Linked DNA regions of Homo sapiens: region 2 is linked to region 1. A link is a contact called in ENCODE Hi-C data. All regions are on one chromosome and are shown on one strand. Each heading gives the region's core, a stretch centred on a gene start or an enhancer-like site at or near the end of the contact. The rest is flanking DNA. Distances are from core to core; before and after follow the strand shown.

Region 1 (3,983 bases), core at 666-3,165:
TCTAAACTATATTTTTTTTAAAAAAAGGAAGGGGAAAAAGCATTTGGTCTTTTATATTAATTCACTTTCGGTAGTATCCCCCTTAACATTTCTAATATTAAATATTATTGAGATTTTGAAAATATCTATCTGTATTGTGTGTGTGTGTGTGTGTGTGTGTGTGTGTATATGAATAAAGATTCTTTGTTGTGCAAAGTGATTGCTCCTCTTCCTTTTCTAGAGTTCATGAAATTCTGGTTTCACAAATACATATCCTTCCTTTGTTATTTATCTTCTGATGTAGCTACAATACTTTGAAACTCAACCTATATATGTTACCAAATAAGTTGTATACCAATTTGATATATAATCTATCAGGTCTCAGCTTTCCAGATACAAGTTTAAAGTTATTAGCTTCACAACAGTTTTTTCCACTCTGCATAAAAAAAGCTATATTATTTTATACTCTTGCAAACACAAATTAGGTACAGTATCTCTCCTTTTCACAGCCTCTCCAAAAAACAAATTACCATATTTCACTTCAACTCTAAAAAGATTACCTTCTGGGAAGGTAATAATCTGTCTCCAGAAGCCTATGACTTTTGATGGATTTTGTTAAGACAATAAAAGTGTGCTTGAGGTTTCAATACAGTAGACTCTCTATGTGGGAAAAATACACTAAAATGGAGGGACACGGACATTCTAAAGCAAAATCTGTTGGATATCTTATTAATATTTTTAAATTTTACCCTTTGACAGTCTATTTACATTAAAAAGTATCCTATTGCTTTCTGCGTTCTATACCCATCTGCAGTGCACCAATCCCCACATTATTTCTTTTCTTGTTTATGTAAATCTTCCCCTTCTAGAATGGAAACTCCATCAACACAGACTTTTTTGTCCCTCTTGTTCATTACTGATCATCAGCACCTAGAGCACTTGCAGGCATAGAACAGATGCTCAATAATATATTTGCTGAATGAACAAATAGCCATGCCATGCTTCCATCTACTTCACACAATGGCTGTATTCTTCCTCTATGCACCCTCTGTAAGCACATCCAGGCTCTGGGTGAATAAATACTGAGACTACTGCTGCTCCTGTTCCAGCATTACACCCTTTTCATCTTCTGCATAGGACATATTTTGTTTGTTCCTTTCCTGTTTCCACATGGAGTGGGGGGCGGGGTGGGGGGGGGGGGTGTCTGTCCTATTCATCACCAGATCCTCCAAACTAGAACAGTGCCACAAACATAGTAAAAATGTATGCTGCATGAATACGAGACTTCCTCAGAGGTCATTGTACTCTGATTCTGCTGCATTTCCTGTAAACAGACACCTACTTCAAAACCCGGATCTGAAATCACTCTAAATTTGTGCTGCTTATATACAGGTTGAAGGTATTAAAAATGCTCACTGTGTCAATAATGCTTTCATCATAATTATTCTATGGTGTTTTTTTTTAAAGTTGCCCCCTCCCTAAAAAATGAAAGATACCATACTAACAGATATTCGAAGAGAGTGAGCTGTTAAATAACCATGAACTCAAGAATAAGGACACTGGAGAAGTTTTCTTAAAAATCTATTTTCTTGATCGAATTGTTAGCTCACACATTAAATCAATGCTTTAGAAACAAAAATAAAGCTTTAAAGCTTTGCAACCAATGTGTTTAAATGGCAGACATTATATTCCAATATTCCAGCAGAAAGCCTGATTGTATAGCTCTTATTTTGAAATAACCACATAAAAACAACCCTACCCATAGACACATAACTTTCCTGAAGAACTCTTAGAATGCAGTGTTTTAAATTAATAAAGTATTCTCCTGGTATCCTCGGGAGCCAGCCAGCTACTGAGAAACATCACACCTGTTATTGCAGCAAGAGAAATCAACACCAAGAACTCTCACTGATGATGCCATCAAAGGCACACCAGAAGCCAACTTGATTGAAATAGACTATACCAGACTTGCAGGGTGCTTACTCAATTCACTAGTTTCCTAGGTCTTTCAGAGCAGAAAGAAACAAAACTCAGCCTGCCACCACCTCCATGGGTGGGAAAACTAAACTGGAAGACATGCTACTGTATTTTAAGAATTCCTAAGATCAAACTCAGGAAAGCTACCTGAAAAAAAATACAAAGTTAGTAAGGAACAGCCTGGAAAACTAAGATATTTGCAGTTTATATAACAGATGAATGGCCAGAATTGAAAATATATAAAGAATTCTCTTACTTACAATAAAAATTCTAAAATCTCATGAAGGAATACTATACAACTCTTTAAAAGAATGAACTAGATCTGTATTTCAACAGTTGATAGGTCTCAAAAACATGTTAAGTCATCCATACACCATGACACTACATTAAGTGATCTAGAAAAAAACGGAAATAGTTCACATTAAATTCCTCCGGGGAGTTAAAAAAAAAACAAAAAAAAAAGGAGGGCGTATGAATCAGCAGATATGGAGTACAGACATGCCATAAATTATTAGTGAAGTTTTACTTGTTTTATTAAAGAAAGATTTAAAACGAGTCTTCTAACAAATTATTAACATTTAGTTACTCCATACTGGGGTATTTATATTATCTGTATTTTTCTGTACTTAAAAATTTTTTCATATACAGAAAGCTACCTGTAGTTTATGTGAGATCCAAACAAGGTTCTTTTGAAATAATTTTCTACTTGTTCAGACTTGTAAAGTTGTTGAAAACTGATAAACCAGCCTTGATAGTCATGCTTGTATAATTTATAAAAATCAAGGTTATCACTCAAAACATGTTTAAAGTTGCAGTGGTCTCATTAACTCAAGACAAAGACCCATGTGTACAATTCTGACAAAAGCTTCTGTATGAACTTCAAATACTAGAAACCATCTAAAGATAAATACTGTCACTACTTTCCTTTAATACACTAGATTTTTTTTCGTAATAGAAAAATGGCTAAAAGGAGTATATAAGAGCTGAGGCTTCATACATTCTATCTATATCCAGCACTAATATTATCGTGCAGTAGAAGATTATTCACAGATGAATTTTACATCAGTTCTAAAAGGATCTTAGACGATTTAATAAACTGAATTTTTTCAATGCATTCTTTATCCCATTGACTAACGAACATCTAGTAATTATTCTCTACTTGAAAGACCAAAATTTCTGATTACAGTAATCACAAAAATAAACAAAAAGATAAGCAATATTCTACTGCAAATAAAATTCTATCTAAATAGAAGAGTGACAAAACATGATTCACATTTTACACAAAGCAGGATGAGTCAAGACAGATAATATGCTCAAGTTAGGGGTATGAGTGATAAAATAGCATGGGGTCCCAATTTCTCATGGTTGTAGTTGTTTTAACAGTTCAAGTGCAAAAAGTCATTAACAACAGAAGTAAAACTTCTCCAAAGTGTTCCATCTTTAGTGGAGATGACAGCATGTGAAAAAGCCTCCATACGAAAATCAACACATCCAATTCACACCAGATACAGAACAGGGGAGAAGAACAAGTTTAGCATTCTGCACCTTGATGATCCAACTGGAATTTTCAATCTGTGAACGATGAGAAACAGTAGAACGTGGTTTATCAGTTAGTGTGTAATCTGTTCTGGTTCCTTTTCAATAAAGAACCTAAGTGGCTATACCAGTGATAAGAGATTATCAACCAGGTCAGCAGCTTCTTAAACTCAAGAAGAGGCCAGGGGAAAGGCTGTGAGACTTGGATGAAAAATATTTTCTATTTTTCCCTTACTCTGCCTTTGGAAATTATGCTCATTCTTCAAAGTTTTGCTCAAACGTCTTCTCTTTTGGAAAGGTTTACCAAATCTCTTTAATCAGAAGAAATTACTCCTTACTGTTCTATGTCACAACAATAAGCTGACTGCCAAATTTATATCTGCAGCCTGGCCCTCTCCCCTGAGCTCCAGACTCAACTACCTATTTAACATCTCTCGTTGCAAGTGTACTGAGCATCTCAAGTTTCTCATGTCCAAACGGCACTCTTGAGT
Region 2 (4,100 bases), core at 1,143-3,642, 600 kb before region 1:
TGAGGCAGGAGAATTGCGTGAACCCAGGAGGTGGAGGTTGCAGTGAGCCGATATTGCTCCATTGCACTCCAGCCCAGGTGACAGAGCGAGACTCTGTCTCCAAAAAAAAAAAAAGAAAAGAAAAAGTAAATGATGATTTCAAATGGATAGGCTCCCTCCCTCTCTTCCTGCCCTATTCCATCAGATTCTGATCTTGAATTGCTTCTATGTTAGGGAAACCCAGGGGGCACAAGTTGTCAACTTTGGACGTCCTTTTTGTTACCAGCCTAAAAATATCCTTCCCTTTAACCAACTTTCAATAGGGTAAATCCGGAGAGTCTCCTCTTTGGAACTCCCCAGATAAATTAAGCTTTGTGCCAGCATTTGGGAGCAGGACTGTGAATGTTTATTCCCCTTCCTGACCATCTCACCCCTCCTCCTGACCCCTGTTTGTGAGTTTGATTTGCCAGAGGCTCTGGGCTGAAAGCGGGTGATGTACAGGACTTGTGATGGAGCAGGTGTGGTTGCTGTCATCAGACCCAGCTACATAATTTGCAGGGCCCAGGGCACAGTGAACCTGGAGAGCCCCTCGTTCAGCTCTGCATTACACTTCTGGACTTAGGGCCTCATGTGACTGCAGGGGTCGTGTGCCTGCCTTGCTGACCATGCCTGTCATACCTTCTACATGCGCTGGACCTGCTCGGAGAGTCTCGGGGCATCTTCAGAGCACCCCAGCTCTCCCCATGCTACAGGAAAGAAAAGCTTACACCTTGGGTGCCTTTTCACCCAGATTCAGGGACCAGGGCCCAGGACATCACAGCTCAGGCATCAGAGGCCAAGCACAAGGGGCCCTCCCCTCTCCAGGCTTGTTTCTCATGCTGTAGAATGTGCTGTTGGACTTCACAGTACCTGGATCATAACTATGGGTACCTGGAGGGAGGGGCACGATATCTCTTACCACACAATTTTGTGAGTTCTTAGCTTTTTCTTTAGAAGAAGCCAAAAACCGGCCGCTTTGGTAGATGCCACCTGATGACCTGGCAAGGGCAGCTGTGTCTGGGTTTCTTCCTCACAAGGACCCAGCTCCTATAGTCAGGGAGGCCAGAGGGTTGACATGGGAGGAAGAAAGGCCCCCTCTTGGCAATTCTCTTTCCACTCCTTTTATGCCCAGAGGTTGGGAGGCCTCGCTCCCACCCCCACCGCCAGCTCAAGCTTGGGGACTTCTCCCAGGATGGCCACCCCACCCCGCCTTCTGATGACTGATGGACACTAATGGTTTCCATGAGCGACTTGCCAAACAAATAAGAGACACATCAGTAGGTAGAGCCCCGGGGCCACACTTTGCCTCAGTGACCACTTTTTGGGGAACAAGGACTGAAACTTCTGGGCTGACGAAGCAGCTCTCCAGCCTTGCTCTCCACTCGGACAGTCATGCGGGGATTCCATGGCCACCTCAGCGCTTCCGGGAATGGTCATGGAAGCTTCTGGAAGTCAGGAGGCAGCCACTGTGACTTCCCCTTGCCCACGTGGCACGCTTGGAATGTGGTGAGTGCCACTGAGTATGGAGAGAGTCAGGCAAGCTCATCTGTGGGCCCTGTGCCAAGGGCCCCCAGCAGGGGCCTGTCAGGTCGCAGCCCAGAATGCCGGGCCCTGTTCTTACCAGAGAAGAAGGCCATGGTGTGGGCCCAAGGGCCATGACAAACAGAGGGGCCGCAGGGAGCGAGAAGCCCTCCCCCAGTTACAAAACCACGTCCTGGGGGGCCACTTCTGCTTTTGGTTCCTCATTTGACTAAGAAGAGTTTCGTTAGCAGAAAACCTTTTCAAGGCGTCTTTGGAAGTCACATTGGATAACTCCTGATGCCTGCGCCAAGTGGAATCTTCCTTTGGGGCATTTTCTAGAAGGATCCCTCCTTCCTTCTCTGCAAAAGGGAACCGTCCCCCCGAAAGGGCCTGGGCCTTTGGGAAAAGGGGTTTAGAAAGCCAGGCGCGGGGACCCTTCTTTGGGGGCGGTGGCCGCATCCCAGGATCCCTTCCTAGGGGAGGCCTGGGCCCAGATGTGAGGCTGGGGGCCTCTCCCCAGGGCTCAGGGCCCCAGGAATGCAGGGCCAAGGGGGCCCATGAGCCTGCGGCCCCCCACCCCGAAGCCAGGAACCCCGGCAAATGAGTCCAGCCGGACAGTCCCGCGCTCAGGGCGGCGGCCGGCGGCGGGGTCAGGCTGGGGTCTGCCCGGCGACCTCGCGCCTGGCCCGCGAGTTCAGGTGCCCCGGAGCCAGGGAGGGAGCGGGGCGCGGAGCCGGGCGGGGAGGGCAGGGGTCACCGGGCGGGGCAGGAGCAGCGATGGGACAGCCCCGCCCCGGGGGAGTGTCCCGGCCTGGCCGCCGCAGCCTTAAGGGCCGGGCGGGGCAGGGGCCCAAAGTGCGGGGTCGGCCGGGTGCTGGGCCGAGGCCGAGGCCGGGGCGGGATCCAGAGCGGGAGCCGGCGCGGGATCTGGGACTCGGAGCGGGATCCGGAGCGGGACCCAGGAGCCGGCGCGGGGCCATGGCGAGGCGCGGGCCAGGGTGGCGGCCGCTTCTGCTGCTCGTGCTGCTGGCGGGCGCGGCGCAGGGCGGCCTCTACTTCCGCCGGGGACAGACCTGCTACCGGCCTCTGCGGGGGGACGGGCTGGCTCCGCTGGGGCGCAGGTGGGCACCGGCGGGGAGGCAGCCCTGGGGGGACGGGAGGCCCATCGCCCGGGCCAGGCGCGCGCTCTGCCTCCTGGGGGCCCTGCGTCGCCAACAGGCCTTGGAAGGTCAGATCCAGCCGCTTCGTTTTGGGGGTCGCTCCTTCTCTTCCACATCCAGGGTGAGCCCTGATGTTTGTGGGGTTGGACAAGCCCCACCTGGCCAGAAAGCCAGGCCAGCCCCACCTCCTCGGCCTCTGGGGGTGGCCCTTACGGCGCGGCATGGCTGGGGGAGCAACCCGGTTCCCTCCTTTCGGGGGTGCCCTGCCTCCTTCACATTCTGAGAGCGCTGGAGCCTCCTAGTGTGAGGTGGGCCCACACCTGGCTCACCTCTGGTGATTGTGGCCCCACTCCCATGCCCTCAGGTGTTGGGAAAGGCGGGAGGGCCCTACCGAGGGCTTCCTGGGCCCACGGCCCCCGGGAGCCCCAGCACCGATCTGGGTGGGGATGATCTCTTCTCAGCACATACCCCCGGCCTCATGAGTACCTGTCCCCAGCGGATCTGCCCAAGAGCTGGGACTGGCGCAATGTGGATGGTGTCAACTATGCCAGCATCACCCGGAACCAGCACATCCCCCAATACTGCGGCTCCTGCTGGGCCCACGCCAGCACCAGCGCTATGGCGGGTGAGTGGCCGCCCTTTGACTGTGGGCCAGGAAAGCCCATCCCGGCTGCCTGTTTATAGGCCCAGGCAGCTCAGCCCGCGGTTCCAGGGGCCTGTGATTCAAGGCCAGGTCAGCCTGGGCTGGGGTGCTAAGGCCGAGGAGCGCGGGCCTTTGCCCTCTGCTGAGGTGACCCAAGCTGGGTCATTCTGGGGCTTTTGGGTGACAGGCAGGACTAGGACTGAATCCCAGTGACAAGTGGCTGCCAGGTGCCCTCTCTCCCCCAAAGCTTGTGACCTCAGCCATTGGGATAGAAACAGAAATGCAAAATCACTGAGTCCCCAGGCTGTATTTGAGGATACAGAAGTAAACTGCTTCTCAGCACAGATGAAAGCCTGTCCTGGGCTTGGAATATTGGGTGAGGCTAGTTGGCTACAGCCCATGGCCTAACCTGGTCACTACCTCCAGCCTGGTGGGTTTCTATCTTAGGCTTTTGGCAGGAGTAGGGTAGGGAGGCTCTTAGCAAAGAGGAAGGGGAAACTAAGGCCCTCCCTATCAACGAGGCTGCTGCACCCTGCTTTGGGAGAGAAGGCGGGAGAAGGGACAGCTGCAAACCAGCCCCAGGCCCACCCCACAGCATTTGGAAGGGACTCTGCTATCCCCTCTCCAGTCACAGCACAGGGTCCAGGAGCCTGGATTTCCCCTGGAGATGGGACTTGCGTGGCCTGGGAGTTTGGCCCATGAGCACTGTGGTGCTGTTGCCTCTTCCCTGGCCTTGGTCCTCATGGGTCAGGCCTGCT

Evidence for each region. A loop is a pair of places that touch in the nucleus more often than their neighbours do. Pooled maps may share reads with other maps.
Region 2: a map with no recorded cell type shows a loop between it and region 1 (3-fold over the local background). The contact joins the promoter of CTSZ here to the enhancer-like site in region 1. A Hi-C loop is called at or near these places in 3 of 37 single-sample maps with no recorded cell type and 5 of 50 pooled maps.

What each region holds. Positions count from the first base shown.
Region 1 is chr20:58,406,088-58,410,070 of GRCh38, reverse strand. All of the region lies in intron 1 of VAPB (VAMP associated protein B and C), which reads right to left. Among named protein-coding and RNA genes, the nearest start is that of VAPB, 19 kb to the right of the region's middle. Within about 2 kb of position 1,915, at least 11 of the 41 ENCODE cell types and tissues checked have a DNase peak (open chromatin) inside an H3K27ac peak, as active enhancers do.
Region 2 is chr20:59,005,546-59,009,645 of GRCh38, reverse strand. It overlaps CTSZ (cathepsin Z), which reads left to right and starts at 2,392. Exons shown (of 6, transcript NM_001336.4): 1 at 2,392-2,660; 2 at 3,161-3,324. The coding sequence starts at 2,518. RefSeq lists enhancers at 1,139-1,218, 1,359-1,468, 1,489-1,648, 2,329-3,140 and a silencer at 2,109-2,708.